Regions from separate parts of the Homo sapiens genome. Here all the other regions are linked to region 2. The links are chromatin loops, found by intact Hi-C in ENCODE. Cell type or tissue: ascending aorta. All regions are shown on one strand.

Region 1 (5,000 bases), 750 kb before region 2:
GCGGGCAGATCACGAGGTCAGGAGATTGAGACCATTCTGGCCAACATGATGAAATCCTGTCTAAAATACTAAAAAACTAAAATACAAAAAAAAACATTAGCTGGGCGTGGTGGCGTGCACCTGTAGTTCCAGCTACTCGGGAGGCTGAGGCAGGGGAATCAGTTGAACCCGGGAGACAGAGGTTGCAGTGAGCCAAGATCATGCCACTGCACTCCAGCCTGGCAACAGAGCAAGCCTCCGTCTCAAAAAAAAAAAAAAAAAAAGAAGTAGCTTTTTTTCCGAAAAGTTGATGGCACCTAATCAGTACTATTCTTTTCCAGCATTTTAAAGCTTCATAATCAGTAAAGTGTTTAGCTGCAAGTAACTGAAAACCAAACCTCCTTTCCCACATAACAAGTTCAGAGGCAGGTCATCCAGAACTGGTATAGGCAGTGTACGACCCACACATTTTCTGCTTTTCTGCTGTGCCATCTTCAGCAGGTTGGTTTTCACCCACGTTTGTTGCCTCGTGGTTGCCATATGACTGCTGTAGCTCCAGATGTGTCTTTATTCAAGGCAGGAAGAAGGAAGGCCAGTTGCGTCTTTACTTTTGATCAGGATACTCAAGTGACTGGCTTAAATCCAACTGGCCTGAACCCTCTTATATGCCTACCTTTAGTTGCAAAGAAGATTGAAGAAGCAAGTATCCTGCTTTTGGCTGGGCATGTGGCTTCCCCAATCAAAGTCACAGTTTTCTTATCAGTGATGAAGGGCAGAGTGGATATTTAGTACGTAGTTTATGATGTCATAAAGAAGTGTTACTTCTTTCCCCAGGTTGAACAACTCACCATGGTATTAGAGGCTAATAGAGATAAAACAAAAAGAAGATACCAAGTCAAAACTGTTTGGTTGCTATGGGTACAGTGTCAGTGCTAGCAAAGTTTGTAATTAGCACTTACCTACATTCTTTATACAAGCCCTGAAATCTCTTTTTGAAAAAGTCTGTGTATATGGTGATTGGGATACAGAGGCATTGGTGGAGGGGAGGGGACAGGTGGTGTTGCTGTTAGGTGTTTTGGGAAGCAATAGTTGGCGAGGAAGAAAGTGTATGTTAGAGGAGAGAGGAAGGAATCACGTTTATTGAGTATCTATATGCTGGGCTTAAAAGCCTTTATATTCAGCCGGGCACAGTGGCTCATGCCTGTAATCCCAACACTTTGGGAGGCCGAGGCAGGCGGATCACAAGGTCAAGAGATCGAGACCATCATGGCCAACGTGGTGAAACCCCATCTCTACTAAAGATACAAAAATTAGCTGGGTGTGGTGGCACGCGCCTGTAGTCCCAGCTACTTGGGAGGCTGAGGCAGGAGAATCGCCTGAACCCAGGAAGTAGAGGTTGCAGTGAGCTGAGGTCACGCTACTACACTCCAGCCTGTCAACAGAGTGAGACTCCTTCTAAAAAGCGTTTATGTTCATTATTCATCTAAACCTGACACTGCCTCAGTTAAGAGTTATCCCATTTTACCCAAGAGAAAAGAGAGTCTGTGGGATGTTAAATAACTTAGGTAAGACCTATTCACCCAGGAAGTGGTCAGACTAGAAATTGTACCCAGGCCTATCTGGCTGCTCAGCATCTGCTCTTTCCACTCTACCAGAATATTCATTATTTAACACAAGCTTCTCTCCTTTTTTGCCAAATAGATGATCTGTTACAGACTGTACAGAGCACATCTGGATTAGCTATTATTCTTTTTATTAAGACTATGTTTCACCCGTCTGAAAAGATTCCTCATTTGGTAAGTGCATCTCCTTTTTAGAATTGTACTTTATTGAGAGTTAGGGTATGTTTAAAAAATAATTTTGGCTTGGTGCAGTGGCTCACACTTATAATCCCAACACTTTGGGAGGCCAGGGCAGGAGGGTCACTTGAGGCCAGGAGTTTGAGATTAGCCTGGGGAGTTTAGCTAGACCTTGTCTCTACAAAAAAAAAAAAAGAAAATTTGCTGGGTATGGTGGTGCACAGCTGTAGTCCCAGCTCTTTGAGAGGTTGAGGTAGGAGGATCGCTTGAGCCTAGGAGTTTAAGGCTGCAGTGAGATAAGATTGCACCAGTCTGGGCAACAGAGTGAGACCTTGTCTCTTAAAAAAAAAAAAAATTAAAAATATTTTTAAAGAAGTGAATTAAAATAATTTTTTTTTGCATTGTCTGGTTCCTTCTGATGACCTTTTTCTGTTATAATAAGAGACAATTCCAAAAATTCAGATAAAGCAACAATAACAAAAAGACAATAACAGTCACCTGTAAGTCCATCTCACAAAGATAATCACTATAAACATTTTTGATGTACATTCTTTTAGTTTCTTTTTAGTGCTGTTTGTTCAGTGTCATCTCTCATTAGTATCTTAAAAGATATTTTTAATGTTAAAATTATGCATATCAATGTATAGATATATACACAGTAATAACTTTTCTGATAAATGTATTCTTTATTGAGAATAACCCAAATCATGTGCTTTAGACAGGAAGCATGCTAGATAGAGTCAATTGTTCAGTAAATTTGCTTCTTACAGAAAGTATAATTTGATAATTTAGGCCACAATCCTTGTATTTTTTACTAGTAGATTTCTTTTTTTGCTTGCTATATTGTATGGAAACTTATTTTATCTTTTTACCTGACCTTAGAAAAATATATTATGAGATCACACAAAGTAATTATCTTTGGATAAGTCGAAGATGTTTATTTCTCAAATCACCTCTAAAAGCATTTGTTTAAAAAAAAAATACATACCAAAAAAAAAAAGCAGTTGTTAAGCTTATCCACCTGCAGGTGGCGATGTGTTGTGCTCTGCCAGTACATTCCAACCAGCAAAATCATTCTCGTACTTGATGTAATTTTTTTCCTTTAATACTAATACAATAATCATGACATTTGTGGGTATTTTATCTTTGGATTTAGTCATTTTTCCTAGGATTTTTCAGGGGAAAGAGATGTTTGGGTTTGTATTTTGAAATATCTCTGAAAAGTTTTAAAAGCTTTATGTGTGTTAGCTCTGCTATATTTTTCCAGATTAGCAGTGTGCTGCTTCGTTCAGTGGACTGCACCAGTGTCCCCGAGTGGTTTATGAGCAGCTGCAGGAGCCTCTGTTGTGGTGACATCTCTCAGTCAGCTGTCTTATTCCTCTGTCAGGGGACACTTGCCATGTTGGACTGGCAGAACGGAAGCATGGGTCGGAGTGGGGAGGCCCTGCTCTTGGATACTGCACATGTTTTGTTCACCTTGAGTTCACAGTGAGTTTTGATGCTATCGTCTCATATTTTGTTTCACTTGTAAGACATTTAGAAGATGCAGTCCAAAAGCTGGAGTGGCTTGTGCCTCTAATCCCAGCTACCCTCCCAGTAGGCTGAGGCAAGAGGATCACTTGAGGCCAGGAGTTCAAAACCAGCCTTGGTGACATAGTGAGACTGTGTCTGTACAAAACTTTTAAAACTTAGCTGGGTGTGGTGGCATGCGCCTGTAGTCTCAGCTACGTGGGAGGCTGAGGTGAGAACATTGCTTGAGCCCAGGAGGCCGAGGATGCAGTGAGATATGATTGTGCCACTGCACTCAAGCCTGGGCGACAGAGTGAGATCCTGTCTTAAAAAAATAAATAAATAAAATTATTGCTGCAGGTTAGCCTGTAAAGAACATTTCTAAAATTAATTTTTAACATTTTCAATGTTATCGTTTTTAAAAACTATAAAAATTTTTATATGTATAGTGTTTTAGAATTTATAAAGAACTTCAACATAGGTAATCTAATGTGATCCTCAAATGGCTACTATATAGGATAAGAAATCTAATTTGTTGAATGGGCAAAGGGAGGCTTAGAAAAGTAAATGCTTACCTGAGACCATATTGCTAATAAGAACCTGAAACAGCAATCTTAGAAGGTCTTCTGACTTCATGGGGCTGTATTTTGTATTTTTGTGGTGTTTTTGCCATAATGGCTGAAAGTGATCATGTATATGAAATGTCGAAACATATATACAGCTTGATAATACTGAACATATGAATAAAGGAGGAAAACTAAAATAATTTTTTACATATTTGAGCTATATTATGCAATTCATAAATTTGAAGTGTACAATTCAGTTTATTAGTTTATTCACAGAGTTGTACAACCACCAGCATTTCTAAAATTAATTTTTAATATTCTCTTTGCTATATTTTTTCTTTAAAAATTTTTTTCCTGAAATTTGTTTTTAGCATCATTTTTTAAAACTATAAAAGTTTCTACATGTGTAGTGCTTTAGAATTTATGAAGCACTTTAACATAGGTAATCTAAAGTGATCCTTATCAACATTTCTGAAATGAAGTTTTAACATCTTAAAAGTTAATTCAAACAACTTTAGAATATTTTTATCACAGAGAAGCCCCATTCCCCCAACCATCTCCAACACTTGGCTTTCCTTATCTTTTAAATTACATGTGTAGGCCGGGCATGGTGGCTCAAGCCTGTAATCCCAGGCTTGCAGATCTCAGGCAGGTGGATCACTTGAGGTCAGGAGTTCAAGACCAGCCTGGTCAACATGGTGAAACCCTGTCTCTACTAAAAATACAAAAAATTATCTAGGCATGGGGGCATGCGCCTGTAATCCCAGCTACTGAGGCGGCTGAGGCAGGAGAATCGCTTGAACCTGGGAGGCAGGGGTTGCAGTGAGCCGAGATCGCACCACTGCACTCCAGCCTGGGTGACAGCAAGACCCTGTCTCAAATAAATAAATAAATAAATAACTTGTGTAATCATCACAGTCAAGGTAGTGAATATTTCCATCATCCCCCAAATTTCCCTATGTCCCTTCCTGGACTATTATTATTTTTGAGACAAAGTCTCGCTTTGTCACCCAGGCTGGAGTGTAGTGGCATGAGCACAGCTCATTGCAGTCTCACTCCTGAGCTCAAGCAATCCTCCCACCTCAGCTTCCCAAGTAGCTGGGACTGTAGGTGTGTGTCACCACACCCAGCTAAATTTTTAAATTTT
Region 2 (5,000 bases):
GTAAGGGAGAGGCACCACTAAAGTTCAGCTTTCAAAGCCAACTTCCATTCCTGTGAGCCAGCAGCCCTACTGGGGCCATGGTGGCACAGCTAGGAGACTTGGTGGGGAGGAGGGGCCCAGGTGCAGGAGGGCTGGCCAGCCAGGGGCGCCACATGGGCTCTAGTCAGATCAGGAGGGACTGGACCATGAGTTTCATAAACTCAGCTTCTAGTATGATCAGTGGCCAGGAGGGACAGGGGACCTTGCTGGGTCTAGAGGACACCACACCCCAGGATCCCAACTCATGCCTCCTACCAGATGCCACACAAGCTGCCCTTGACTGTCTACAAAACCCCAACAGCACCACAGTGGGAGAAGCTGGGCAAAGCAGTCTGAGAACTAAGCATTTTATCCAAGAGAAATTAATAAGATCACTTAACAAGACCGGCTAAACTCTCTGGCCCCAGGATGTTCAAATCAAGTTGAAAATTTCATTGTTTTTCTCGCTTATCATCAGGCAGGGGTTGGAAGAAAGGCCAGATTCATTATAGACTCATAAATAAGGAAATTACCTTTTTTTTGCACAAATAAATTATAGAGTGAATTAAGTTTTCAACTCTGTTGCACACACAAAAATAGAGGAATTCCTGCTGCCCCACTGCAATGCTGGCTGACTTTTCCAACCAAAGACAAGGACCCAAGCCTTCTGGATCCCCAGTTCCCTCCTCCAGGTGGTGGGGGACACCGTTGTGGCAGAGAGAGGTAAGGTCCCCCTTCAGCCTAAGTGGTCACATTAGCCCTCTTGGGCTCATGCACCAGATCCTGCTCTCCTGGCTTATCTGTGTTTCTTTGAGGGGAGGAATGAGATTTTCATTTTCTTTCCAGGCCCTTCCCATTCAGGGCATTTCAGATCCCTCCTTCCCATGACCCCTGAAATGAATTGGGTGAAGAATGGTCCCCTGCCCTACACGCTGCATGTCTGGGAGAGGCCAGAGGTGGAGCCGGCACATGCAAAGGCAATGCTGCCACCTGCTGGCGCCACGAAGAGACACAGCAAAGGTGGGCAACCAAACCCCATTAGCCCTGGGGGAACTGCACAAGGATGTCTTGCAGCTGAATGGTACCTTTTTCCAATGCAGCTTCTTACCTGTTCCCTCATTTAGTCATCCAGTATGCCGGCTGGAACAAGAACATCATCCCATTTTATGGACGAGACAACTGACACCCATGAAAGGGCAGAATGCTGACTGAGGTCACATGTGTGGGGATGGCTTGAAGGCAATGCTCAGTCTCCTGCTTCCCAGCCAAGAGTTGTGTCCCCTCGTCAGTGCTCAGATGAGGTGTCTCAGAAAACGAGGGACCCCTATGAACAAGGTTTACGGGGCCATCCTCAACATCCAGGGAGGAAGAGTGAGGGCGGAGGGCACCAAGCAGTAATGCCCACCCTGCAGCTGGCTCAGGGCCTGATACACGTGTACAGCAACTCTGTTTCCCAAGGGTTCACACACCTTCCACACAGATTTTGTGGGTTTTTTTGTAGAGAAGGGGGTTTGTCCTGTTGCCCAGGCTGGTCTCGAACCCCTGGGCACAAGTGTGATGTTACTTTTCGATAAAGATCTGGAAGAGCTGACTCCTGCCCTAGGCCCGTGAGTCCTAATCTAAAAAACAGACGGTGAAAGAGGCAAGAGTCATCTTCCCAAATGGCAGCTGCAGGCGAAGTAGGTGGGGGGAACTCGCAGACGATGTTGTGTGGTCAGCAGGTGTGAGATGACCGGGCTGCATCCTCTCCCGCTGGGTGCTCAGCACTCGACTCTCCTCTTTGTTCCTGGCTCTTCCAGCCCAGGTCTTCATTTGGCGGAAACAGCCTGGAGGACAGAAAAAGTGCCTCTTCTCTGCCCGAGACCCTTCCCACGCGCACACGCCATGGGGAAGCAGCTCTTCCCTTTTCCCGACGTGGGAGATGACTGGGCCGGTGGGAAATCCCATGATTCCCCGGCAGCGGTCCATGTCCCTCCTGACAGCGGTCAGCGGTCAGCCTCACTTCCAGGACTCTGCATTGTCCCAAGCCTCCTCCTCTCCAGACCTTCTTCGCACCTCTCCCCGCGATTCTTGTCCTGGTAGGGTCCAGGAAACGCTGAAAGCTACGGATAGGCCCCCACGTTGCCCCGCAGGGTGCGGATGAAATCGCTGTCGGAGGCTGGTCCTGTGGCCGGCCCTGCCTGTCTCCTGGACCGAGAGGAGCCTTCTATGGCAGAGCCGCAGCGCCACCGTGTGGTAGAAGTCCGTCTGCACGGCCAGAAACGGCGGCTCAGAGCGGGCCCACAGAAATCCTTGTAATAGTCCACTGTCAAGGCCGGTGCTAGCGACACGGGAGTGGCAAATGCACCCTCTTGCCGTTCCCGGTGTTTGGGCCTTGCCTGTGACGGTGGGAAAAGAAAATGGCCTTGCTGTGCTACAACCGGGGCTGCGGTCAGCGCTTCGATCCTGAGATCAATTCCGATGATGCTTGCATATGCCACCCAGGTGTTCCAGTCTTTCACGATGCATTAAGGATTGGTCTTGATATAAGAGAAGAACAATTGATTTTTCTGATTTCTTAAGCATTGTAGGCTGTACAAAAGGTAGACATAATAGTGAGAAGCCACATGAGCCAGTCAAACCTGAAGTAAAGACTACTGAGAAGAAAGAACTATCTGAATTGAAACCCAAATTTCAGGAACACATCATTCAAGCCCCGAAGCCAGTAGAAGCAATCAAAAGGCCAAGCCCAGATGCACCAATGACAAATTTGGAATTAAAAATATCTGCCTCACCTGATAAACTTAAACTGTCATCAGGGAATGAAGAAGATAAGAAAGAAGAAGAGGCCAAGCGTGGTGGCTCACGCCTGTAATCCCATCACTTTGGGAGGCCGAGGCGGGCGGATCACAAGGTCAGAAGATCAAGACCATCCTGGCCAACATGGTGAAACCCCGTCTCTATTAAAAATACAAAATATTAGCCGGGCGTGGTGGTGCACACCTGTAGTCCCAGCTACTTGGGAGGCTGAGGCATGGGAATTGCTTGAACCTGGGAGGCAGAGGTTGCAGTGAGCCAAGATTGCACCACTGCACTCCAGCCTGGCAACAGAGCAAGACTCCACCAGAAAAAAAAAAAAAAAACAAAAAGAGAGCAACAAGACTGATGAAATTAAGATTGGGACCTCATGTAAGAATGGAGGGTGTTCAAAGACATATCGGGGTCTAGAGAGTCTAGAAGAAGTCTGTGTGTATCATTCTGGAGTACCTATTTTCCATGAGGGGATGAAATACTGGAGCTGTTGTAGAAGAAAAACTTCTGATTTTAATACATTCTTAGCCCAAGAGGGCTGTTCAACAGGGAAACACATATGGGCTAAAAAGGATGCTGGGGAAAATGTTCCACGTAGAGAGGACTGGCATCAGACTGAAGGTGAAGTTACCATTTCAGTATATGCTAAAAATTCACTTCCAGAACTTAGCCGAGTAGAAGTAAATAGCACGTTGTTAAATGTGCACATTGGATTTGAAGGAGAGAAGGGATTTCATCAAAATGTGAAATTATGGGGTGTGACTGATGTAAAGTGAAGTTATGTAACTATGACTGCAACAAAGATTGAGATCACTATGAGAAAAGCTGAACCGATGCAGTGGGCAAGCCTTGAACTGCCTGCAGCCAAAAAGCAGGAAAAACAAAAAGACAACACAACAGATTGAGCGGGACATGGGAGGAAGGCTATTACGTATTTCAGAATTCTTAATACTGTGTGAAGTGGTGACTTGCTGCTGTCATCTTTTGTTTTGTTGTTGTGTTACTCAATCGGGCATTTCAGGGTTAACATTAGGTTCTTAAAAGCCAAAGTCAGTTTGTCTTTTTGTGCCTCTCACCTTTCTTTTGTGTTATGTAAGATTGATTATTCGTTTCTCCTTACTGGTAGGAACCATAGTTGTGTCCTGTACTTGAAGAAGCTAGAAAATCTCCCATAACCATAATTGCAGTATTTCTTCGTATTTCTCTGTTAAGCAGAGAAATATTAAGAACATGATATTTACTTCTTTCTATTATTCCATAATTAGTAAAGGAAGATGAAGTGTCCATTTTTAATCAGTTTTTACATGGATTTATGTTCTTACATTATTTGAAAATATTTAAGAAAGAGATGAAGCTCTGCAGTTTTTTCTATGTGGGATGATTACTTTTTTAAGGAAGATTAATTCTGAGGTAGTGTAGTAAGTAAAGAGGAATATATAAATTGTTTAACAAATTAGAATTTGTTTACAACTAATTGAATTTTTAAATTACGTCAAAACTTACATTACTTGCCAAGCAGTATGATGTAAGAGTATAGGAAACATAAAATAAGAATACAGAGGTATCAATTTGGTTAAAATTCACCATTTTAGGCTGGGCACGGTGGCTCACGCCTGTAATCCCAGCACTTTGGGAGGTCGAGGTGGGAGGATCACAAGGTCAGGAGTTCGAGACCAGCCTGGCCAATATGGTGAACCCTCGTCTCTACTAAAAATACAAAAAAATTAGCTGGGCATGGTGGCACATGCCTGTAATCCCAGCTACTTGGAAGGCTGAGGCAGGAGAATTGCTTGAATCTGGGAGGCAGAGGTTGCAGTGAGCCGAGATCACGCCACTGAACTCCAGCCTGGGTGACAGAGCAAGATTCTGTCTAAAAAAAAAAAAAAAAAATTCACCATTTTATAAGACTAAGCAATAATCTTAAAAATCTCTTTCCTGAATATTTAAATGTGTTTCTATGGTGTTATGACTAAACTGTTAATTATTTAGAGATTAAACCCTCTTAAAAACCTTTAATTAGTTACATATAGAAAGAAATTATAGGCCGGGCGCAGTGGCTCATGCCTGTAATCCCAGCACTTTGGGAGGCCAAGGAGGGCAGATCATGAGGTCAGGAGTTTGAGACCATCCTGACCAACATGGTGAAACGCCGTCTCTACTAAAAATATAAAAATTAGCCAGGCGTGGTGGCA
Region 3 (5,000 bases), 96 kb before region 2:
CACCTCAAAACATTTGCTAAAATAAACCTGCTGAAAAAGCTTTAACGACGATTTTTTTTTCGTCCCTGCCATGGGCACTAACACCAGCAGGTCTCCATGGTCAATTTAGGAAGCTTGGGAAAACATTGCTTGTAATTAAAAGTCTAGAAGGGCCTCAATTAAGGCAGTGTTTGCCCTGCCGGGCCCGTTCCCAAATCCTACTCGGCAGCATTCCTCTCTTGGCTGGAAAAGGCCTTTGATTTGAACCAAATGTTCAGCAGCCACACTGGACCGGGCCTTGGCACTGCTGCACTGCTAGCTGCTCAGGGCACAGGCTGGCCTCTGCCCCAAAGCCTGCAACGGGAGACTTTGGGCTTTGTCTCCACCTCCTGACTTCCCAGCCCCTCTGTGATCCTGAGCCCCGACTTCTGGAGGGGCAGACCTCCCTGAGAGATGCAGGTGCTGAGGCCAGCCCAGCACCCCTCACCGCTCAGGGTGGTAGAGCTCACACTAAGAATTAAAGGCCACAGGTCAGGCCTCACCAAGGATGAAGCAGCAACAGTCAGTGCTGCAAGAAGGTGGGATTCAGGGTACAGCAAGCGACACCCCAGTACCCCTTCTTACTCCACAGAGGCCACCTCCATCTGAGCAGAGGCCTGGCCTTAGCTATAGCCACTTCAGAGAGCTCCAGACAGGACCTGGCAGGGAGGGGTCGGGAAATAGCATGAGCCTGTGACCTTTTTAATCCCTAGGGATTAAAGATACGCAGCTCAGCTAACTGGGACCGGGCCCAGGGCGCCACATTTGCTCCCCTCCTGCTGGTGAGGGTGAGGCAGCCAACAACACAAACACGGGGGCAGAGGGCATTGCCTCCTCCCTGGAGCAAAGGCTCAGGCGCTCAACTGGGTGGGCAGGAAAGAGAAGTGCTGAGTCAGCTCAGGTGCACATGGCTTTTCCTTCCCGGGACAGGCACACGCACACTCACACCACCTGCTTGCACACAAACTGGATTCACAACCATGCTTGCTGGCTTTCACAGATGTGTACCCATGTTCACAGGGTCCACACACACTCTCTCTCTCTCTCTCTCTCTCTCTCTCTCTCTCTCTGAGTCCTCAGTATCCCAGGTCACAGCCACCCACACAAACTCACATTCCTCCACCAGCTTGCACTGACACCCATTCACAGTCACAGCCCTGGCTACAACCAGACACGGAGACTCCATAACAAGGATTTGCAGGCCCCATGCAGGACTCTGCAGTCTCCAGCAGCCCTGGCCCCTCTCAGTGAGGAAAGAGTCGCCACGAAGGCAGATGGTCCGGAGGGTGCTGCCAGGACCAGGTCCTGAACCCTGTGGGAGTGGGGTGGAGAGTGCGGGGATATCTCAGGAGGGCAGCCGAGGTGTCCATCCCTGCGGGCCTCACCCCTGCAGCAGGGGAATGGCAGGCGAAGGGTTACAGGCTAACTAGAAAAAACAATTACTAACGGGAAAGGCAGCACATTCCAGCCCTGCTTAGCAGAGCCGCCAGGGCCGTGGGTGGTTCTTGGATTATGCATTTCCTTGAAAACAAAAAGGAGAGTTCAGGGCAGTTCAGCTGTGCCCTGAATCTCACTCCGGGGCCTTTGTCCCCAGCCCCCTCACAGCCCGCGTGCCTACACACACGCACACACAGCCCCCCTGGCCCCGCCACTTGTCCACTGGGAAACGGAGAGCATGAATACCCCCCAAAGCCTGCAAGAAAAGCGGGGGCAGACGACAGAAGAATTGAAGAAAGACGGGGAGAGGGGAAGGGAGTTGGGATCTCGGAACCCTTGTTGCCTGGAAGTCTCCCTTCTGCTGGTGAGGCTGTGGGAACGTTGGCTCATCCTGTCATCAATGCTGCATGGAACCCCCCACTCTGTGCCAGGCATTGTGCCAGGCATTGTACCAGGCCTGGGGTTCCCCTTGAAGGGCTCACTGCTGGGAAAACCCGGTGCCCCCATTTCCCCTGGGTGGTGTTTTCTATCCATCTGTCTCAGATCCCAACACTCTGTCTTTCCTCAAAAATCTGGTCTGATAGAGTCTGATTATCATATTCATACAGAGGAGTGGGAGGCTGATAAGCCTCAAAGGGAGACCCTCCCAGGCTGCTTTACCTTTTTTTTTTTTTTTTTTTCTTTTTTACTCATGACACAGCCTCAGGAAGCTTTGACAACATGTGCTCCTGATTTACTTTTTAACCAGGACATATATGGTGGTGCCTCCCTGTGGAGAACAGGAAGGGGCAGCCATCTTGCCATAAACACAGGAACAGAATCTCATGGCCTCTGAGTCTGAACAGCTATGTCCTATTTGTTAGCATGGGCTCCTCTGAACCCTGCCAAGGCCCTGTGGGGAGGCAAGGGAAGCATTATGGTCCCCACCACAAATGGGGAAACTGAGGTTCAGAAAGAGATAAAAATCACTCAACCCATTGTACAGGCTGCCTCCTGCTTAGAGCTCTCTCCCTCTCCTCAGATCCCTGAATGGCTGACTCATTCCCATCTTTCAGGTCTCAGCTTAAATACTGATCCTCCAAGAAGCTCTGTGGCAACAAATGTAGTCGGCCCATTCTAGCCTCCCTGTTGTTTCTCCTCCAGCGCATGAGGATTCTGGGGGGAGGGGGATGAGGTCTCGCTCTGTCACCCAGGCTGGAGTGCAGTGACATGATCATGGCTCACCACATCCTTCGCCTCATGGGCTCAGGTGATCCTCCCACCTCAGCCTCATGAGTAGCTGGAAGTACATGTATGTGCCACCATACCCAGCTAATTTGTTGTTGTTGTTATTTGTAGAGATGGGGTCTTTCTTTGTTGCCCAGGCTGGTCTTGAACTCCTGGGCTCAAGCAATCCTCCCACCTCGGCCTCCTAAACTGCTGGGATTACAGGCGGGAGCACACAGTAGGCACTCAATAAATATTTGTGGACTTGATTAAGAACTGAATGGCTCTGTAGCTGGGGTAGGCGGAGCCAGGCCTGGAATCCTTGAAGCCTTGGCCCCCACTCAGATGTGTGGCTGCCCTTGTCCATCAAAATCCCTCCAAGACAGAGGAAAGGGGATGCTCAGAGCCTTTCTTCATTCCAGCCCTGGGCTGTACCCCAAACAGCCTAAACTTAAAAAATAATCAGATTCCACAGTTGGGCTGCATGTGGATTATGCAAGGACCAGATGCCCAGTAGACAGGGTGTGCCAGAGGCTTATACCCAATGGGACCTTAAAAGAGGGTCAGCTGATGCATGCCATTTAGACGTATTCACTCACTCCATTCTGTGGACATTTTCCAGGTGCTGAGCTTGGTTCTTAGATGCAGTGCCTGCCTCAGAGTCTGTCTAGACTTTTTAGGAGAGAGTCAAAGAAGCAATGCTGGCGATGCGTGCTCAGACCCAGCACAGGATGAGATGATCTGGGAACTGGAATGTCAGGAATGACTTCACTAAGAGATCAGAGGTGGTCTGAGAGCGGGTGACCAGAACAAGCCTGCCAGGCACAGAGAACAGCATGTGCAAAGGAGTAAGGGAGAGCCTAGTAGGTCTGGGACATGCCAGCAGTTCACTAGGCCTGGATAGAAAGTTTGAGCATGGGGAGAGGCCAGAGAAGGGGCTGGAGAAGGGATGGGCCCAGGTCACAGGGAGCAAAGTCCACTGGCCCAAGAAGCCAGGGCTTCATAGGGTCAGCAGTAGGGAGCCTGCCAGGGCTTTAAAGAGAGGAAAGACATGAGCAGCTTAGCATTTTAGAAAGTTCATTCGACTGAAAATGTGCAGAAAGCACAAACTAAAGCACAGACACAAAACAAGTTCAGAGGATGTGGCTGTCACCCAGGTGAGCAGTGATAGCTTGGACTTGGGGCCGGGGGGATGGAGATGAGGGGACAGTTGTAAGAAATATTTAGGAGGGAGTGAGAGAGGCTTGTGATGAACCAGCATGGGGGGGACAAGGGCCGGGCTGTTGTTAAGGATGAATACCAGGATTGTGGACAGCTTGGCTGAGTGAAGGGTGGCAGCAGGAATCCAGGGAGAGGCTGGTGTATTGGCCTTGGCCATGTACCTGGCTGGCTGTTAGGGATGTGGGTCTGGAGAGGGAGGTGCTGGCCTGGTGCTCTGGAGTAGTTTGAACCCAGATTTCAATGCTGCCTGGGGAGAGGAAGAGGCTGGGAGATGGAGTGGAGTGAGCAGAGTGGACAGTGCCCTTCCCTTTCTACTAAGCCAAACCTTAGCATGCTTCAAGATCCACTCACCCCTTCCCAACCCACACCTATGTGGGAGAGCATTCAACAAAGACTGTCGGGAAGAGGGGAACTTGCGTCAAGGAGGGCAGTAGATTAGGATGGTGGATGGCCTTGGATGTGGGGAGCAAGGGTGCAGAGGCAGGATTGCAGGCGGGAGACACATTTAAGAACTTAAGGGTCCTCCCTAGTTTGGGCCCAGTGTCAGCTCCATGGCCCACTGGGAGTCCTGGGAGCAATGACTGGATGCTTGGAATGACTCTTCCTTCTGGGGATGAACTCCAGTCTACTCCAGCACAGTGACCAGATGCTACAGGGGCATTCCCAACCCCCACAGAAGCTGTTATCCCAGGCACTGCCCAGTCCAACCCAGGGAGCCAGCATCTCCAGTCTCTTGTTTCTTTCCACAGCGGGGCCTCCAGGGGCTGAGTGCTGAGGCAGCAGGAGTAGGACAAGTCCAGAACAAGGAACCCCAAGCTGGGCGTCTTTTCCCACTCCCTTTCCTTTCCTTGGTGTTGAAGGTCGAATTTCACCTCCCTTCTCATTTCTCTCTTTGCATTTTGTAGGACACACACCACCTCATCCAGCCACAGTGGCCACAGTCCTCAGGTATCTGTCATCAGCTCTCAGCCCTTCTTTCTGAGGCACGCAAGAGTGGGCAGAAGCCCTTGGGACCCCCCTTTGCCTCCAAACCCCAGTGCATTCCCAGCTTTTTCTTGGTCTCCACACTCCAGTCCAAGCCTCTGTCCTGTCCCCAGAATTCCCTGAAGAAGGTCCAG
Region 4 (5,000 bases), 120 kb before region 2:
TTGCTCACTATTTTATCCCAGTTTTTTGGCTCACAGTAGGGCTCAGTAAATATTAGTCCAATAATTATTAATCAGAACTCTTTGTGCTCTAAGTGACAGAAATTCAAACTGAATCAAAATTTTTAAAAAGATAATTGGCCGGGTGTGGTGGCTCACGTCTGTAATCCCAGCACTTTGTGAGGCCGAGGCGGGCGGATCACGAGGTCAGGAGATCGAGACCATGCTGGCTAACACGGTGAAACCCCATCTCTACTAAAAATACAAAAATTAGCCGGGTGTGGTGGTGGGCACCTGCAGTCCCAGCTACTTGGGAGGCTGAGGCAGGAGAATGGCGTGAACCCGGGAGGCAGAGGTTGCAGTGAGCCGAGGTCACACCACTGCACTCCAGCCTGGGTGACAGAGTGAGACTCCGTCTCACAAAAAAAAAGATAATTAACTGGCCCTTGTAACTGGGGAAATTGAAGGAAGACCTGACTTCAGGCAAGATTGGAACAACAATATGGTGGAGTATGATTTTCTCTCCAGCTCTATGGCCACCTTTACATGTTAGTTTCATTCCCCCAACAGCTTCTTCCTCATATCCTTGGGCAATGGCTCCAGCAGCTTCCAACTCTCTTGGTCATCACTCAGCATCTCAGAGGAAGACAGATCCTCTTTCCAGCATCTATAGCTTGAATCTTAAGCAAGACTCTGATTGCATGATGTGTCTATCCCTGAACCAGTCACTTGGCCGGGAGGACTGTGTGCTCAGAATGACCACCTGGGTCATGTGCCCAGCTCTGGGTGATGGTGGAGAGGCATCATAAGAAAGAACTTCACCAAGAACTGGTTTGGCTCCTGGAATATAAAGGGAGCTATGACCAGCTATATTTGCTTTGGTTTCCTTATCTGTGAGGTAATGGCATTGGACTACATGGGCTTCAGAGCAGGCAAAGAGAGAAAGGGTTGGCAGAAGCATCAGATGTCCTCCATATAGTGTTGGGAGCTGAGGCTGGGCGGGCTATGCATTCAGTTGGGTTCAGTGATGGTGGGTGTATTAGTTAGGGTAAGAAAGCTGCTGTAACAAACAACCCCCACCTCCCAATAGCTCAACATACCAAACTCAGTCACACCACAGTCCAAAGCATGGTGATGGGGTATTCATCTCCATGCAGTCATAGAGGGCCCCCTTATTTTAGCAACATCCTCATTCCCTAGAGTTCTGGAGTCTTGTGCTTGTAGTTGCACTGATGGGGAAGGAGTGGAGGTGGTACGTGGAAGATGATACAGGAACTGTTGGAGGCCAGGCCTGGAATAGATGTACCTTACTCCTGCCCAATAGCCATTGGCCAGAACTTGGTAGCTGCACATGGTAATAGCAAGGCAGGCTAGAAAATGTGTCCAGAAAGAAAAGCAAACAGAGTTTGGTGAGTTCCTAGTCCTGCTGCATTGCGGGAGGACTGAGGTGGGTTTAGGAGGTGGCAGGGGCAGCGGGGTAGGATGTGGTGGACCTGAAACTCTAGGCTGCCTGCCTCCAGATTTTTCACTTGGGCAGGTCATTTCAATTGAGGCAGATTTTTCAGCTGAGACTGAGCTCTCTGGGCCTCAGTGTCCCCAACTGTCAAATGTAACAAAGCCACCTCTAAAGCCCCTTCCCATGTAAACATTCTCTGCTTCGCCCACTGCCTAGAGCCTCCATTGCTCTGCGCAGCTCTGTTTCCCTGATCTTATTATCTCTGACCTCCCCTTTAACTTCACAATGCCCCTATTCCAGCCCTCCTTTCATCCCTATCTGCTTTATTTTTTTTCTCCATAGCACCTATCATCTGACGCGCCAAATGTTTTTCTCATCTATTCATTGTCTTCCTGCATGAGAATGAAGCTCCCAGGAGGCACAGATTTTTGTGTTTAGTTCACTGCTCTATCCCAAGAACTTAGAAAAGGGCTTGGCACATTGAAAGCACTCAGTAAATACTTGTGGAATGAATGAATGAATGACTTTTAAAACTGTTCCATCAAGTCATTCATAACAGAGCAACGCTGCCATCTGGTGCCAGAAACTTGAATTGCAAGCACAAACTGGAGCCGGGGAGGGAAACTGTGCCCAGGGACAAGCCTTGCCAAATTAACCCTATTTCATTGCTTCAGACACCACGGTCTGACTCTGGAGGGCTCAACAGTCCCGTGGGGTCTGGTTTTCTGTCCTATGTGTGTTCCCCTCCAGATCGCCACGTGACATCTGAGCCATTCATTAGGTTCTCAGAGGCATCAGGCACTCCGCGCTTGCTCTGTTTCTGCTCAAGTAACATCTGGGGACCGCTGTGTCTTAGAAGATGGGCTATCAGGGAAAAGATTCCAGCCCTGAGAGAGGATGAAAGAGAGAACGTATGGTGGGGGCTAGTAGGGAGGACCAAGGGGAGGGTGGGGAAGAAGGAAAGGCCTCTGTGGAGGAGACCAGGCCCACCTCCAGCTTCACTCCACGTTTGCTTTGGTCTCCTTATCTGCGAGGTGACAGCCTTGGACTAGGTGAGCTTCAGACCATAACTCAGCCTAGCCCTAAAATCCCACAATTCTTTTTTTTTTTTTTTTTTTTTTTTTTTTTGAGACAGTCTCACTCTTGTCGCCCAGGCTGGAGTGCAGTGGCGCGATCTCGGCTCACTGCAAGCTCCGCCTCCTGGGTTCACGCCATTCTCCTGCCTCAGCATCCCAAGTAGCTGGGACTACAGGCACCAGCCACCAAAGCCCAGCTAATTTTTTGTGTTTTTTAGTAGAGAAGGGGGTTTCACCGTGTTAGCCAGGATGGTCTCGATCTCCTGACCGCGTGATCCACCAGCCTCGGCCTCCCAAAATGTTGGCATTACAGGCGTGAGCCACCGCGCCTGGCCAAAAATCCCACGATTCTTAAGAAAGACCAGAAGGTTCATGGTACATCTAACTTCTGGATTAATGCCTAGAAGACGGGTTTCAGCCACTGGTCAGAGGCTGGCGTCCTCAGTCAGGGGGTCTCCTCATTAATAGGCAGGTGATCTAATTCAGTGGGGGTCTCTCCAAGAGGACACTCCAGCTTCCCTCTTGAGCCTTGCCCCTGCTGGGGCTGAGCACCAGCAGTGTGGCCCCGTGCTCTTAGTGTCTTGCAGCCAGGAGCACCACCACCTCCTCCCCCCTCATGCCCCCACACCTATGTGTGTTTGTGCTGCTCCTTTCGAAAGCCTAAGGACTGGCTCTGGCTAATCTCTGATGTCTCTTGGGTCTCTGAGGTCTGTATGAGCCAGGTTGGCTGCTCAGGGCATGAAGGAAGGGGCCCCGGAGGGACTTCTCCCCTTTCTTTCAGAGCTTTGGTTGTTGGTGACAGGAGCAGCTTCAGTGGCTCTGCCGATGCCTGCAAACCTTTCTTCCTGGCCTCCACCCCAGCTCCCTTCAGCACAGATGTGTAGGGCACCTTCCAAGATGCTGTGGGATTTAGAAGATAGTTTGGGCTCTGACCCCGAAGGGCTCCTTGTGAGTGGGGGCATGCCCCGTGCAGCACAGCAAACGAGCTGTGGCCATGCATGTGCGAACAAGCATCGAAGTCAGGAGTCCAGGCTGACAGGAGAGTTGCTTGGGAAGCCTTCTGGAGGGGTGGGGTCCCTACGGCTTCTGAGTCCACCCACACTGAAGCACTGAAGTAGAGTATCTGAGGCCTTGGGGGCAACCACCTTGCCCCAGCTCCTCTTAGCACCCAGAGTCAGGGGGAGTGACACCTGTGAGCCTCGCCCCGCCCCAATGTGGGGGTCACTGAAATGCGGGCCTGGCCGCCTCATGACACTAGAGCACCTGTATGTCCAGAATGCGGTAGGGACTCACAGAGACCCACCTTTTTCCTCCTTCCGTGCCCTTCCATCTCTTATTCTCCTACCCCCACCAGAGGCTCCTCTTCCCTCTGCCCCTGGGAGTCAGCTCGCTCAGGGTCCCCTGCCGTGCCCACTGCCCTCCCTCCCTGTGCAGCCTTGCTGTTCCTCCAACCTGGCAACTGGCTCCTATGTACTTCTAGGAGCACTTGCCCAGTGGAATAATGGGCCGGATTGTCTGTGGTCAATTCATCACCACTATCCCTTTCCAAGGTCTTCTCTGTGGCTCTGAGAGAAGCTAGGAACTACAATTCCCAGAATGCCCTGCTTGTGGGGCTACATCTTTTCTGGCTTGGTATTGGGCAGGTGGAAGAGAAGGAGAGGTCATTATTAAATCTAAATCAGATGAAGAGCTTTCTATAAACTGCACACCAGACTTCGAAGACTTTGTACAAGAAAATGTAAAATGTCTAACTAATAATTTTTATATTACTCCCATATTGGAATGATAACCTTTTATGATATATTGGGTTAAATAAAATGTATTAAAACTCATTTTGTCTCTTTTTGGTACTTTTAAATGTGACTGCTGAAAAATTCTAAAGTACATAAGTAGTTCACATTAGAAGTCTACTGAACAGAGCTGGTTTAAAGTATGCTGGTTTAAACTATGGTTTAAAGGGGCTGGGCGCAGGGGCTCACACCTGTAATCCCAGCACTTTGGGAGGCCAAGGCCGTTGGATCACTTGAGGTCAGGAGTTCCAGACCAGCGTGGCCAACATGGTGAAACCCAGTCTCTACTAATATTACAAAATTTAACCAGGCATGGGGGTGGATGCCTGTAATCCCAGCTACTCAGGAGGCTGAGGCACAAGAATCTCTTGAACCTGGTAGGCGGAGGTTGCAGTGAGCCAAGATCCTGCCATTGCACTCCAGCCTGGGTGACAGATTGAAACTGTGTCTCAGAAAAATAATGATAACTAAATAAAAAAATAGAGTGTGCTTGGGGATAGAAGAGGCACATACAAAGCCCTTCATAGCCACCTGAGATGATAAACAATGTTACATGTTGAATGGGGATTACTACCACATGAGAGTGGTGCAGACGTTGAGAGTTAAGAGCTTAAGGGATAAAAGGAGGTCCCTGAGGGCTCCAGGGTAGGGAATGAAGGAGGTGAAGGTAGGATGGAGCCC
Region 5 (5,000 bases), 780 kb before region 2:
CCTCTGGACAATTCTATTCCCGCTGCCTTAGAGAATGGATGCCACAGCAAAACCAGGAGACAAGAAAGGCAATTTTAGGCTTTTTAAGTCCCCAAATGATTTTTCTGAAACTCATGGTGGAGAAATAGTTCTGTACATTTCAAATATTTAAGCCTAACGAGCTCATAGGATGGAGTTGATTGTCATGCTATAAGTAACAGGCTAGGGACAACAGGCAAGGATCCAAGTACTTTTCCCTTTTCCCTGCGAGGAAATAAAGATTCTACAGGTGTGGGAAGAAGAAAAACAAAAAGGATGTAGAGAAAGAAACATCTGGGACAACAGAATTGGGTTGGGGTGCATCATGTGGCCACATGCAGAATCAGCACCAAAACCTCCCCAGGCTCCACCTAAGCAGGTACCAAGGAGCTGACTTTCCTGATTTTTCCAAGGTGCTGTATCTGGGGAGATCAATACAAGATCAGCAGATAGAATATTCCCCAGGAATGACACCTACCTATGGGCAGACCTCCTTCCCAACAGCTCAGAACAGGTGTAGGCCCCAGGATAGAGGGAAAGCCCCATCACCTATTCTTAGGTAGCACTGAAGGGAGCCACATTCCACTGGGGATGAATGCCAAGGTACTCTCCCACTGCTTTGGTTAAGTTTCATAGGTGTTTATCTAGAATTGTTTCCAGATGGTTTTTTCTTCTTTTTCAGTTTTTATATCAGCAGAGGGTAAATTCAGTTTTCATACCAAATGTTTTCAGCTTTCTTTACTGCCATTAATAAAAGGCAAGGGCCAGACGCAATGGCTCATACCTGCCATCCTAGCACTTTGGGAGACCGAGGTGGGCAGATCGCTTGAGCCCAGGAGTTTGAGATCAGCCTGGGCAACATGGCAAACCTTGTCTCTACAAAGAATACAAAAATTAGCCAGGCATCGTGGCGTGTGCCTGTAGTCCCAGCAACTTGAGACGCTGAGGTGGGAGGATCACCTAAGCCCAGGGAGGTCAAGGCTGCAGTGAGCCATGATCACACCACTACATTCCAGCCTGGATGATAGAGTGAGACCCCATCTCAAAAAAAAATAATAATAAAATAAAAGGAAAGGATCCAGTCACTGTGTAATCCCAGGACTTTGGGAGGCTGAGGTGGGAGGAATGCTTGAGCCCAGGAGTTTGAAACACTTCTGGGCAACAGAGCGAGACCCTGTCTCAAACATAAAAAGAAAAGGCAAGGTTTTGCTTGTTTGTTTTAGAGACAGGATCTAACTCTCCTGTCCAGGCCAGAGTGCAATGGTGCAATCATAGCTGACCGCAACCTCGAACTCCTGGGCCCAAGTGATCCTGTTACCTTCATCTCCCAAATAGCTAGGACTGCGGGTGCATGCCACCATGCCCAGCTAATTTTTTTTTGTAGAGACAGGATCTTCCCTTATTGTCTAGGCTGGTCTTGAACTCCTGGCCTCAAGCAATCCTCCTGCCTTGCCCTCTCAAAGTGTTGGGATTACATGTGTGAGCCAACATTTCTGGCAAGAATTTTCTTTGTTGTTTACTCTTTTTAGATAGATTTTCTGGCTATAAGACAATTGTTTTATATTTCCTGGGTTTTTTTAACCCCCTTTTATTTATTTATTCCTTTATTCATTAGTCCTCATATTTATTTTCTATACCTCTGCACCCCTGGGTGCCTTTGAAGGCAGAGATGTTATCTTGTTCAACTTTACATCTCCTGAGCTTGGCACAGTGCCCAGAACATAGTAGGTGTCTGTAGTGGATGCTGTAGGGCACTGCCCAGATACCCCCTTTTAGGACCAAGGCACTCATCCCCCTAGGTGCAGCTCTGTTACAGCTCTCAGCGAATCCAATAACTGGTGGAAAAAGAAGTGCAGAGGCTCAGTCCCCTTGCCAAGCCAACACCAGAGCTCCCAGTAAGATTGGCTGACGCCACTGTTGCAAATTCATTCCAGTTCAACTCTTTCTGACGAGTTCTGTTTCCCTCAACCCCTTACAAGGGTGATCCTCAAGAATGCTCCCCAGTAACCCTCCTTAAGCAAATCTCTGCCTAGAATCTGTTTCCTAGGAAGCCAACCTAAGACAGTGCTTAATAAATATTTGTTGAATAAATGGATGAATGGGCTCTTCCATTGTAAACTACACAGTTCCTCACCCTGAGCAGAGATATAGGGGAAAACCTCTGACCTTTATTTGTGTATTCAACATTTTATTTTCTCATCTCAGGCCGTAAAAGTCAGAGCCCAGCCTCAAATAGTTCACCCAACCCTGGGGTCATGGGTGACTTTCACATGATGATGGTATCCACACTGAGTTGTTGCAGTTATATTGTCATTTGACCACCAGATGGCAGAGGTGACACTTGGAAAGCCTCTCTTTCTGGCCCTGGGTCGCCTATCCCAGGATTTAACATTAAACCCAAATTACCCATTTAGTGCCATTAATTCCCAAGCCCTTGTAATTACGGCATTGTTTCATTTTGTAGGAAAGTGTCACTGCCACAATTGGCTCATTTGCATATAAAAAGGAGGGTTTGGAATATAATGGAAAGAGCCCCGGACTGAGCATCAGAATCACTGCACACCAACCACTTGCTCCATTTGAACATGTTTCTTCATCAGTTAAAAAAAAGAGAGAGAATTCCAGCCCTGCGTGCTTCACAGGCCTTTTGTGAGGAATAAATGAAAATTACCAGGGTTGCAGGAAGGGGCCTGATTGAAGTTCTCCCTAGTCCAGGAGAGCTCCGAGTATGGGAAGCGGGATCAATTCTGTGTGGGTGGAGAGGCACTGTCTGGGTTCCTAGGCTTTCTTGAGGCTCAGACCTCGAGGTAAAGGAAAGATAGGATAGCAGCTCCTGGAATGCTGCAATGCAGATTTTAGAAAAAGAATACTCCATTATCTTGTAGGCAAGGTGGGAAGGACAGTAGAACTAGGGTGAACTTTATAGGTCACCTAACTAAATTGAGTGTTAGTGCTGGTGACATCAGGTCAGGACTAGGACACATCTTTATCTACTTGTTTCTTATATAAAGCTTTATGATTTTTTTTTTAAAAAAACCAGAACATCCCAGAGTTTACACATTCAAATGAGATTAGTCCCCTTTAAAGAAATCACCTTTGGGGCCATATATTTGTTTCTTCAAAAATTAGTATAGTTTCTGATATTTTTGGAAATCCTTTTGGATGTTGCTTTTTAAACATTCTCTTCAGCTTCCTCAATGGCATAGACATCTTTATTCTTTGGAAATGGATTTCATTTTTAGAAACCACCAGCAGTAATTTTAAGATTTGGCAGGTATGATTAAGAGGGGGTGGTGGTGATCATTTCACCAAATAGACAAAAGCAAGGCTAGGCCATAAATAGCAAGACTGATTTTTTTATGTAATCAAAATACACAAAACAATGGCAAAAAAAATAGTGTTCTTATTTGTTTGTTTTTGTTTTTGTTTTTTTAAGATGGAGTCTCACTCTGTCACCCAGGCTGGAGTGCAGTGGTGTGATCTTGGCTCACTGCAACCTCCGCCTCCTGGGTTCAAGCGATTCTCCTGCCTCAGCCTCCCGAGTAGCTGGGATTAGAAGCATGTGCCACCACGCCCGGCAAATTTTTTTGTATTTTTTAGTACAGACGGGGTCTCACCATATTGGTCAGGCTGGTCTTGAACTCCTAACCTCATGATGCGCCCACCTCAGCCTCCCAAAGGGCTGGGATTACAGATGTGAGCCACCGCACCCAGCCAGAAAAAAAAAAAAAAAAGAGTTTTATATACTCAAAGTAATTACAAGAAAATTAAAAGAAGTGTGAAAGGTCACACTAATTTGAACATGCAAATTTGGGGGTAGCAAATACTTTTATGCTTCTGCAAGTTAGGGCTTTCTAAGCAAATTTTACTGGGGACCTGGACAGTAATTTATGGATCAGATAGTGAGAGAAACCTGAAACACGCACAAGAGAGATTTACTAGACATAGACATGAGACCTTCATAACACACACATCTCCACTGGAGATTTATCTTCTGGAGAGAGATTTACCTCCTGGTAAACCTGGAGGTATGCGTTTACTTTTCAAGAGGCACGAGTGATATGGTTTGGATGTTTTGTCCCTTCCAAATCTCATGTTAAAACATAATCCCAAAGTTGGAGGTGGGGCCTGGTGGAGGTATTTGGATTATGGGGGCAGATTCATCATGAATGGCTTATTGCCCTCTGCATGGTAATGCATGAGTTCTTGCTCAGTTAGTTTATGCAAAAGCCTGACACCTCCCACCTCGCTCTCTCTTGCTCCCTGTCTTGCTATGTGACACGCTGGCTTCCCCTTCACCTCCTGCCATGATTGTGTTTCCCAAGGCCTCGCCAGAAGCAGATGCCAGGGCCATGCTGCTTATACAGCCTGCAGAACCGTGAGCCCAGATAAACCTCTCTTCTTTATAAATTGCCCAGCCCTGGGTACTCCTTTATAGCAATGAAAAGGGACTAACACCGGGGGATGAGACCTGGATTGTGGAGACATCCCAGGGTGGTAAAGTGGTGACACTGGACTTACCTTTCCCCAGAAGTTTATTCATATTCCAAAGGGTTAAAGTAAAAACCCAGGAATCTTCCCATCGTGTTTCCAGAGAAACTCTTGGAAGAAGGAAGAAGTACAGCTGCCTCTCCCTTCTACATCAACACCTAGATTAAATTGGGGGAGTGGGGGTTCCTCACTTATAATACATATTACTTACATGTAGAGTTTGTTCAGCCACCTCTCGTTGTATCATTAAGGGATAAGAATTTGGGTACAGGGGATCCATGGGATTGTTTTTGGCTGTAAGTAAATAACAGTAATCCGCTCTGCTCCAGAAACCTTACGTGTGGATACAGGATAATATTAGTTAATATGGATATTAAAAACTTAACTCAATGCCGAGTGTGGTGGCTCACATCTATAATCCTTGCACTTTGGGAGGCCGAGGCCGGCAGATCGCCTGAGCTCAGGAGTTCAAGACCAGCCTGGGCAAAATG

The links. Hi-C counts contacts between places; a loop is a spot of excess contacts. Peaks named below come from ENCODE experiments on the same cell type or tissue, not always from the same donor. Only the 100,000 strongest peaks of a DNase experiment are listed, where the experiment ranks them.
Region 1: it touches region 2 in a loop (7-fold over the local background); 50 of 110 quality-filtered maps call a loop at or near these places.
Region 3: it touches region 2 in a loop (3-fold over the local background); 18 of 110 quality-filtered maps call a loop at or near these places.
Region 4: a loop joins it to region 2, with 2.8 times the contacts of the local background. A loop is called at or near these places in 49 of 110 quality-filtered maps.
Region 5: it touches region 2 in a loop (11-fold over the local background); 47 of 110 quality-filtered maps call a loop at or near these places.

What each region holds. Positions count from the first base shown.
Region 1 is chr2:43,575,288-43,580,287 of GRCh38, reverse strand. THADA (THADA armadillo repeat containing) reads left to right here. Exons shown (of 38, transcript NM_022065.5): 9 at 1,681-1,775; 10 at 3,046-3,266. Among named protein-coding and RNA genes, the nearest start is that of THADA, 18 kb to the left of the region's middle. In ascending aorta, a CTCF peak has its summit at 2,798 (motif pointing right); a DNase peak (open chromatin) is centred at 2,845; H3K27ac peaks cover 508 bases.
Region 2 is chr2:42,825,035-42,830,034 of GRCh38, reverse strand. It overlaps the pseudogene CHORDC1P1. Among named protein-coding and RNA genes, the nearest start is that of TRI-TAT2-1, 17 kb to the right of the region's middle. In ascending aorta, CTCF peaks have their summits at 1,005 (motif pointing left) and 2,250 (motif pointing left); DNase peaks (open chromatin) are centred at 84, 994, 1,314 and 2,234; H3K4me3 peaks cover 534 bases; H3K27ac peaks cover 399 bases.
Region 3 is chr2:42,921,464-42,926,463 of GRCh38, reverse strand. LOC105374568 (a long non-coding RNA gene) reads left to right here and starts at 3,294. Exons shown (of 3, transcript XR_940014.3): 1 at 3,294-3,818; 2 at 4,788-4,830. RefSeq lists an enhancer at 1-85. In ascending aorta, a CTCF peak has its summit at 2,219 (motif pointing left); DNase peaks (open chromatin) are centred at 1,143, 1,503, 1,840, 3,263 and 1 weaker place; H3K4me3 peaks cover 350 bases; H3K27ac peaks cover 5,000 bases.
Region 4 is chr2:42,944,056-42,949,055 of GRCh38, reverse strand. The region is part of intron 1 of LOC112268413 (a long non-coding RNA gene); the gene reads right to left. Among named protein-coding and RNA genes, the nearest start is that of LINC01819, 93 kb to the left of the region's middle. RefSeq lists an enhancer at 2,706-3,505. In ascending aorta, a CTCF peak has its summit at 2,038 (motif pointing left); a DNase peak (open chromatin) is centred at 2,035.
Region 5 is chr2:43,606,845-43,611,844 of GRCh38, reverse strand. No RefSeq gene overlaps it. Among named protein-coding and RNA genes, the nearest start is that of THADA, 13 kb to the right of the region's middle. In ascending aorta, a CTCF peak has its summit at 2,332 (motif pointing right); a DNase peak (open chromatin) is centred at 2,314.